Regions from separate parts of the Homo sapiens genome. Here regions 1 and 3 are each linked to region 2. The links are chromatin contacts, found by Hi-C or POLR2A ChIA-PET in ENCODE. All regions are on one chromosome and are shown on one strand. The core of a region is the stretch at or near the end of the contact, and the rest is flanking DNA. Distances in the headings are between cores, read along the strand shown. Region 1 holds the start of EIF3J (eukaryotic translation initiation factor 3 subunit J). Region 2 holds the start of FRMD5 (FERM domain containing 5). Region 3 holds the start of PDIA3 (protein disulfide isomerase family A member 3).

Region 1 (2,700 bases), core at 147-2,646, 340 kb after region 2:
GGGTTTTACCATGTTGGCCAGGCTGGTCTCGAACTCCTGACAGCAAATGATCCGCCCATCTCGGCCTCCCAAAATGCTGGGATTACAGGCGTGAGCCACCGCGTCCTGCCCACGTATCTACCTTTTTATCACATGAATGTTGTACCAAGTTCGCGTATTACATATTTGAAAATAAATTGCGAAAATAACAAAAACAAAATCCATCTACTGGCTAGCTCTTTAAAATCCTGCGGGGGAGCCCAGTGGCCCAACGGCGAAGTTTAGCCCATCTTGCCCTTTCTGGTCAGTGTACCTGTTCCATTTATCTCTGACTGCGCCACTCAGTCAGGTGAGGGACCACTGGAGTTTTCTACCGGAAATGCACTTCAGCAAATGCCACTTGCTCTCTCCAACTTCAGTTTCAACCAGCGCCTACCTCAGGAAGCCTTCCTTCATCCTCCGGCCCCCGCCGCCGCTAAGGTTATCCTTTTACATTCAACCTCATAATGCTGCTTTTTGTGGCAGTCATCACAGTGTCGAAATTTGTTTACATGTCCATCTTTGCTACTTGATGGAGGGCAAAGATACACCTCATACCTAGCATAGACCCCAGGAGGTCCGAAATTGTTCTGCGAAAGAAAAAAAAATCAATGTGCTGGCCTCAAAGGGGCTCACAGGAAGGGAAAAGCCTCGAAGACTAAGGCTCTCTTCGATTCCTTCGTGACTAACTCGAGGCAAACATGCCAGGAACGCGGCTCTCCCCACCCGCTCCTGCATCTGCGCCCGGGGATCGCCGGATTCCAGAGGGGTCCCCTCCACCTAGCGCGCGACGACTCCCTCTGGGGTCCCGGAAGCCCGGCCACCGACCCCACAGGCGGGCGTGGCCTCAGAGCCCTCTTCTGAGCACGGCGTGGGTATCCGCAGGCGGCCATGGACGGTGATCACAGTGACCAGAGGGACAGCGCACCCTCCGGTCGAAGCGGGGTAGGCGTTGGCAGGGGAGGGGCGACGAAGACTGGCGAGGTTCAGGCGCCAGCCAAAGAACCACTCTGCTAACTTCCTGGCACTTACGTTTCCTACCCGGGGCCCAGAGTCGGGCGGCGGTCTTCCAGCACCACGAACTCCAGTACTGGTCTGCGTTGTAGGGAGCTGGAAGCCCGACCCAGCACTCCTCAGCCCCCTGTGCCCCTCCCTCTGCTCTTTCCGCCCCTCCCTCCGCCCCCCTCCGCCCCCCCCTCCGCCTCTCCCTCAGCCCCGCAGCGCCACCGACCGCGTTCCCCGCCCACTTCTTACCCGCGCGCGTCGCCGCCGCCGCCTGAGGGGGCGTGGCCTCGGCTCGGCGCACAGTCAGCCACGGTCCCATCCTGCTCCGCGCCGGTCAACGAGAGCAAACCCAGTGACTCACCTCCGCCGTGCTAACTCCTCGCTAGCTCTCCCTCTCACACACGCTCACACCCGGCTCGAGATGGCGGCGGCGGCGGCGGCGGCGGGGGACTCGGACTCCTGGGGTGAGGAGAAGTTGCTGGGGCAGGGCCCGGGCCGGCGCCGGCCCCACGCAGTGGCAGGCACTAACACGGCTCGCTTTCTTCCGTAGACGCCGACGCTTTCTCCGTGGAAGACCCAGTGCGGAAGGTGGGGGGCGGCGGCACTGCCGGCGGGGACCGCTGGGAAGGCGAGGACGAGGACGAGGACGTCAAGGTGGGTGCGGGCTAGGGCGCCGGGCAGCGCGGAAGCGGGCTGGCGCTGTTGCCGGCCGACTCTGGGCCCCGGGTCGCTGCCGGGGCCTGCGGGCCGTGGGTCCAGGCGCGAGCATAGGGCCTGGCGGTGCTCTCTTCCCCTCCGCTTGCCGGCCATGTGTGGGCCGAAGACTGGCAGCGTGGCCTCCCGGACTCCCTCGCCGGTTGAGAGTCTGCTCTCCGGCGTGGATCCCACCCGCCGGCTGGCGACGAAAGGTGACAGCATCGGCCGGGTCGGCCCACGTGCAAGCTTCGCGGTCCGGAGCCTCTCGCAGGAATGAGACCGGGAAGTTGGGAATTGAGCCTTGTAGCTTATCCATATGGAAAGCCTTGAGACTCGCCTGTCTTTTCGAGCTCAAGTCAGCCCAGGGCCAGTAACTCATTTATGACCCTGAGGTCTACTTATACAGTTTGTTCGAGGGATTAGATGAGTGAAATATTGTAGTTGAATTTCAACCTTTTTTTCCCACACGAGACAGCTAGAAACAGTAAAGGGAAATAACTTTTGGCTCTCCCTTCCCCCACCCTGTGGTAAAAAGAATGAACTGACCACTGAGATAGCCCGCAGTTAGTGGACAGAAACCCAGGTAGTTCACACCGTGACCTGAGAAATGGAGAGACGACAGTTACTCAACTACACACATACGACACCTAAGGAAATATTGAAGATTTGGTGGTGGTTGTAGATGACGGGCCCGTGGTTTTTTGTTGTTGTTGTTGTTTTGTCTGTGCCTTGTAGATAATCATTTTTACCTCAGTCGTTTGATTTTGAAAACTCCGAAGGGTTCATTATACAGCTGTAAGTGACATTTACTTCTACATGGTTTTTTTTTTTTTTTACAGTAGTTACAGAAGTCTCAAATCCAAAATGTTAAGACTCTTATTAACAAAGTTCTCAAAATCTTGTTATATTTGTGCAGATAAAGTTTTGTGTGAAATGGAAAATGATTTTTTTTTGTGGTTTTGCCTAATTTAGTGAATTTCT
Region 2 (2,700 bases), core at 130-2,629:
CACATCTGAGCCAGAAGCCTCCTCCTGTTTTCCTGCTGCAAAGGCAAAGGATCAGGTGAGACCCCTCTGGGTCCAGCTCAATTAGCTTCTCCACAAAGAGCAGCTTCCGGCGATGAGCGCAGGATCCTCCTGGCTGATGAACTAAACACGGGAGCATTGTCAATGTTTTCAATCTCTGACTTTTTCATAAGGGAGGAGAGAGGGCTGTGACTGCATTCCCGGGAAAGACTACTACTCCTGACGTGCACACAGCAGTAGCGAAGGAACATGAGCAAGAGGTTGTAAAAATCCCTTCAAAAATACCAGGTTCTGAAAGAAATGCTGTTGAGCATTACCGTATTGTTGGCGTTTTTCCTAAGTCGCCGATTCTTCCTGGCCACTTCCAAGCCCCAAATCGCTGGGACTTGTTGCTAAATCTTTACCTCACGTCCCCTAGAACCGCCCAACACAATAAAATTTGGGGATCAAAAGGCGGGAGGGGGCCTAAATCTCTAAAACCCAGAGGACTGGGCTTCCTTCAATAGGCCACTCCGCATGGGCTGCGCGTTCAGTTCTACCTTCTGAAAGCTCTGACTCACAAATGGTGGGGGGAGGAATTATGACATAAACCATTATCCTTCCAACCCAAGAAAGATAAGAAAAGCCAGCCATACGTCCTTGCCCGGGCAGAGAGCCAAAGCCTGCGCCCCCGACGGGGCGGCCGGGCTAGGAGCCTACCGCCCTACCCGCCTCCCTCCGGGCGCCCCGGAAAGGTGCACCTTACTCGGGCGGGCTCGAGGAACCAGGACGGGGCGCCCTCACCCAGGGAGAGCAGGGTAGGACTTAGGGGTGTGGGACGCGGAGACTCGCCCCGCGGCGGCGGTGACACACCGGGTGCCAGGGCTCCGGCAGGGGCTCCGGTGAAGACGCCCTGCACTAGGGCGGTCCGCCGCAACCAGGAACGGACAAAGCACGGCGCTGGGGCTGGGGCGACCCCTGGGCGGCGGCCGCCGCCGGCCAAGTTGACCAGACTTGGGGGACAAGGGGGTCCCGCGGGCGGGGCGGGGCGGCGCGGCGCTGACCTGGATGGTGCAGGTGTACTCGCTGTCGTCCAGCAGCCGCACGGTGCAGCTGTACTCGCGCTCCAGGCTCCTGCTGCTGCCGCTCATCAACCTGCTCAGCATCTTCCCGCCCGCCCGCCCGGGAGCGACGCGGCGGCGCTGCGGACCCTGGACCAGGCGTCCCTCAGCCCGGCAGCTCCGCACCGACCCCAGGCACCTGCACCATCACCCCGGCCCCGTCGCTGCCGTTGCCTCCTGCTGGCCTCGTTCCTCCTCCTTATCCTCCTCCTTCCCTCAGCCGCCACCGCCTCCCCCCAGCCCAGATCAAGCGCCGGGCTCTGTCTCCTCGGCGCCCCAGTGCCCGTGCCCAGCTCGCGGGGCGGGGCCTCAACTGGAGGGGGCCAATGGGGGTCAGCGCGGCGGAACCGAGTGGCAGACCGAAAAGCCAATCGAGATAGAGTACTGGGATGATGGGCGGGATAAAGAAGCAATCACAGAAAAGCAGTCGGACCTAGTCAAGCCGGAGCAGCCCTCTAGCGTCCCAAACGAGGGGTTCCTCTCCGCCCCGTGGTTCCTATGGATGCTGTTTCCCCTCCCCCGGGCCAGGTGTGAGCACCCAACTGGATTGATGTCTGCCGCCTGAAATACACTTGATCTGCGTTTCCGAAGCCAAGCCTCGCACCCTGCAACACCGCGGTTCCCGCCCTCTTGGGAGCCGGAGCGAGGAGGCGGCAGGGTGCTGGATCACAGTCCCTGCACCTGCAGAATGCGGATACCTCTCGCTCCAGATAGGGCGACTGCCCCCGACCTGTGCTGTACCCTAAGTTGGCCCGTCTGGCCTCTGTGCTCCAGCCCTCTTATTTTGGGAAACAGGAGCTACTTAAATAAAAGCTAAAGGGACCTCAGAGGTTCTGAAGTACCCAGGTTTAATCCCCTAAAAAACCCTCCACTCTAACACCCTTTGCCTCCTTTTTATTTCAGAAGACAAAAGGAGACTGCTCCTTCAGCTGGTAGGGAGCAGAGGAAGCAATGAATCTTCTCCTTGCACTTTTAGAACTGGAAATTATGTCTTCAGACTTTCTCAATAGAACAACATAGTATGTCAGGAGGTATACATCACAAAGAATTGTCTCCTTCTCTTTGTCACCCCAAATTTACAGACTTCAAGGTTTTTTACCAGAACTTCAATAAGAGATATTCTCCCTCAAAGATTTTTGATGTGAGGAAATGTTATAAAATAATTATGTCGGCCGGGCGCAGTGGCTCAAGCCTGTAATCCCAGCACTTTGGGAGGCCGAGGCGGGCGGATCACCTGATGTCAGGAGTTCGAAACCAGCCTGACCAACATGGTGAATCCCCGTCTCTACTAAAAATACAAAAAAATTAGCCGTGCATGGTAGCACGCACCTGTAATCCCAGCTACTCGGGAGGCTGAGGCAGGAGAATCGCTTGAACCCAGGAGGCAGAGGTTGCAGTGAACCAAGATCACGGCCATTGCACTCCAGCCTGGGGGACAAGAGCAAGCCACCGTCTCAAAAAAAAAAAATAATCGTGTCAACATAGAACATTAATGCTGTAATAAATATATTAATTTAAAATAATGAAATAGGCATAATTTCCTATTACTTTCATTTGCACTGTTCTTGTTTATAGGTATAAT
Region 3 (2,700 bases), core at 103-2,602, 450 kb before region 2:
GAGAAAGTATCGATGAGACGTGAACGAATGGCATCAGCTCGGGGAAGCTGCATCTGCCCTTCTTGTTGGTAAGCGGCCATGTCTGCTAAGAAAATGTAAGCATCAAGTGTCATTTCATTCTTGGAGCTGCACCAAGGATTACAGGTTTTCTGTCCCCTCCTCCCCACCCTCTTTGCCCTTAAGATTCCTTAATGTACCCACATCTACGAACTAGGAGCAGTTGGGCAGAACAAACATTCTACTAAGACTCAGGGTTTTTTGAAACAAAAGGGGCTAAGAGTGGTAAAGACATTGAGCAGTCGACCAAGTGGCCAGGCATCTTCACTTTGTGACGGCACTACCAATTAAAAGCTCATTAAAAAAAAAAAAAAAAAAAAAAAAAGTCCGGGCGTGGTGGCTCACGCCTGTAATTCCAGCACTTTGGAATGCCGAGGCGAGCGGATCACGAGGTCAGGAGATAGAGACCATCCTGGCTAACACGGTGAAACCCGGTCTCTACTAAAAATACAAAAAATTAGCCGGGCGTGGTGGCGGGCGCCTGTAGGCCCAGCTACTCGGGAAGCTGAGGCAGGAGAATGGCGTGAACCCGGGAGGCAGAGCTTGCAGTGAGCGGAGATCGCGCCACTGCACTCCAGCGTGGGGGACAGAGCAAGACGGCATCTCAGACAAAACAAAACAAAACAAAACAAGAAACTCAATAAAAAAGGAGCAGCCACAAGGGCAGGGGCCCGGGGCTGGACAAAGAAGAACCTGGGTCCCACCTGGGCCTGAGAGAATCGGGCAATGAGGTGGAGTTGGGGGAGGGCTTGGCCTGCCCACGCAAGAGAAACCAAGTGAAGAGAAATTGGACAAAATGCCAAAGCCTGACATTTTGAAAATGGGTCCCGTCCCAAGTGTGTCCACTCCAACACTCCTTCGGGGGCTAGCTCCTTCTCTCCTCCATTCTCGCTTCTGGGCCTCACCTCAGCCCAGGTTCTCTTCGCCCACTCAGTCCTGACTTCACGCTTCCACCTCCAGCTCAGGCGCCCCCTGAGCCCGGCTACCCCTACGCAGGACGAGCTCAGGGCCGGCTCCCAGCCTCACTGCGCCCCATTTCCCGCCCCGCCCGACCCCCAGGTTTCGGCTCACCCCGGGACCCGGCCCTAGCCCCTGCCCCCAGCCCAGGACCGGGCCCAGCCACGCTCGCCCAGACACTCGCCGCCTCGGCCCCGCCCCGCGCTCCGGCCACTCGGCGGTAACGAGTTGGTCCCGCCCGCCCGACGAAGGCGACGCGCAGCCAATCAGCGGCTGCCACACAGCGGCCCAAGCCGGGTTTGGGGGTTGGGACCTCCGGCTGCAGGTCCGCCTGGGCCAGACGCGCGAGCGCAAGCAGCGGGTTAGTGGTCGCGCGCCCGACCTCCGCAGTCCCAGCCGAGCCGCGACCCTTCCGGCCGTCCCCACCCCACCTCGCCGCCATGCGCCTCCGCCGCCTAGCGCTGTTCCCGGGTGTGGCGCTGCTTCTTGCCGCGGCCCGCCTCGCCGCTGCCTCCGACGTGCTAGAACTCACGGACGACAACTTCGAGAGTCGCATCTCCGACACGGGCTCTGCGGGCCTCATGCTCGTCGAGTTCTTCGCCCCCTGGTGAGTCCATTCTGCCGAGGCGGGGGAAGAAAGGCGGGGCTGGGCCGGGGGCGAGAGCGCGGGGAACTGTTGGGCCTACGCAGCGCCGGGGCCCTTCATTCCTGTGGGCCCCTGCTGCGGCGGGCACATTTCTCATTCCCGGGAGCTGGAGGCGCCTCGCCGAGAGCGGGGGAGTCGGTGCTGATCGGCCCAAGGAAAACCCGAAGGCTGCGCTCACGCAGGGCCTCATCCTTATCTCGGTGCTCTTGTGGCACTTCCTATTTGCAGAGGGTTTTGCCACCCCTTCCCCCAGTCCAATATGTAGCTATATCTTTTCTGCGTGAGTCAGTATTAATGCTCCTCCAGTCTACAGACTAGGCATCCCAAAGCCTTGTAGTGGAAGCGGACGTTTCACCAAATGCAGAAGTCCTGGATCCCTAGGGTATTTCCTTTCATCTTACCTCACGCCGCACAGCCATTGGTTTCTAGCCAAGGTCACTGAGTGGCTGCAGAATGGTCGTAAGTGCTTTCTTGAGGCAGGTAATTTGTCCGTCACATGGTGTACAGTTTCTCCCTTCAGCTGATCACTTACATCTCAGTACCGGCAGATACCTCTGTCCAAACGAAAGGAGTACGTGAACAAGAATAATTCCATCAGAATCTGTCCATATTGTCTGTTTTAAATAGCATTTCTTTAAAATGTCAAAAAAGACTCCAATGAGAAAATAACCAATATTGATTACATACTCCACTTTAGGGTGACTTAAGTGATCAAGGGTGTAAATTCCTTAGATAGAACTAACTCGAAATAAAAAACTGTTGGGGAGAAGGAAGAGCAAATAAGATTTCTGGCCCAGTCAACTTGAGTGTTTGTTTTTTTTTTTTATTTGTGTGTGTGTGTGTTTTTAAACCTCCAGATCATTACCAGAGTAAACAGTGATTCCTTTATCCTGGGGATAGCTCTCTATATATAATTCAATATATATAATTACAGTACTTAATTTTTCCCCTCCTGGCACAGTGACCCTTGGTTTAATACTATCCGTGTTCAAAAATGTCAGTAAAAGTTGTGTATAACTTTTATTTGCTTCAGACTCAGG

The links. Hi-C counts contacts between places; a loop is a spot of excess contacts on that map. ChIA-PET counts read pairs that join two places held with the same protein, here RNA polymerase II (POLR2A). Pooled maps may share reads with other maps.
Region 1: a loop to region 2 is called in a pooled map, with 8 times the contacts of the local background. The contact joins the promoter of EIF3J here to the promoter of FRMD5 in region 2. A Hi-C loop is called at or near these places in 7 of 50 pooled maps. POLR2A ChIA-PET finds 5 or more read pairs at or near these places in 12 of 52 experiments (A673, H1, OCI-LY7 and 7 more).
Region 3: a loop to region 2 is called in a pooled map, with 5 times the contacts of the local background. The contact joins the promoter of PDIA3 here to the promoter of FRMD5 in region 2. A Hi-C loop is called at or near these places in 2 of 50 pooled maps. POLR2A ChIA-PET finds 5 or more read pairs at or near these places in 2 of 52 experiments (activated CD8-positive, alpha-beta memory T cell and naive thymus-derived CD4-positive, alpha-beta T cell).

Annotation. Positions count from the first base shown.
Region 1 is chr15:44,535,751-44,538,450 of GRCh38, forward strand. EIF3J (eukaryotic translation initiation factor 3 subunit J) reads left to right here and starts at 1,397. Exons shown (of 8, transcript NM_003758.4): 1 at 1,397-1,487; 2 at 1,574-1,677. The coding sequence starts at 1,445. EIF3J-DT (EIF3J divergent transcript) reads right to left here and starts at 1,173. Exons shown (of 2, transcript NR_034170.1): 1 at 293-1,173. RefSeq lists enhancers at 65-852, 540-989 and silencers at 1,160-1,329, 1,520-1,829, 1,850-1,899.
Region 2 is chr15:44,193,892-44,196,591 of GRCh38, forward strand. FRMD5 (FERM domain containing 5) reads right to left here and starts at 1,380. Exons shown (of 14, transcript NM_032892.5): 1 at 1,062-1,380. The coding sequence starts at 1,163. RefSeq lists silencers at 711-770, 881-930 and enhancers at 1,264-1,765, 1,766-2,265, 1,781-1,880.
Region 3 is chr15:43,745,086-43,747,785 of GRCh38, forward strand. PDIA3 (protein disulfide isomerase family A member 3) reads left to right here and starts at 1,353. Exons shown (of 13, transcript NM_005313.5): 1 at 1,353-1,621. The coding sequence starts at 1,455. It also overlaps the pseudogene CATSPER2P1. RefSeq lists a silencer at 1,069-1,368 and enhancers at 1,869-1,918, 1,929-1,978.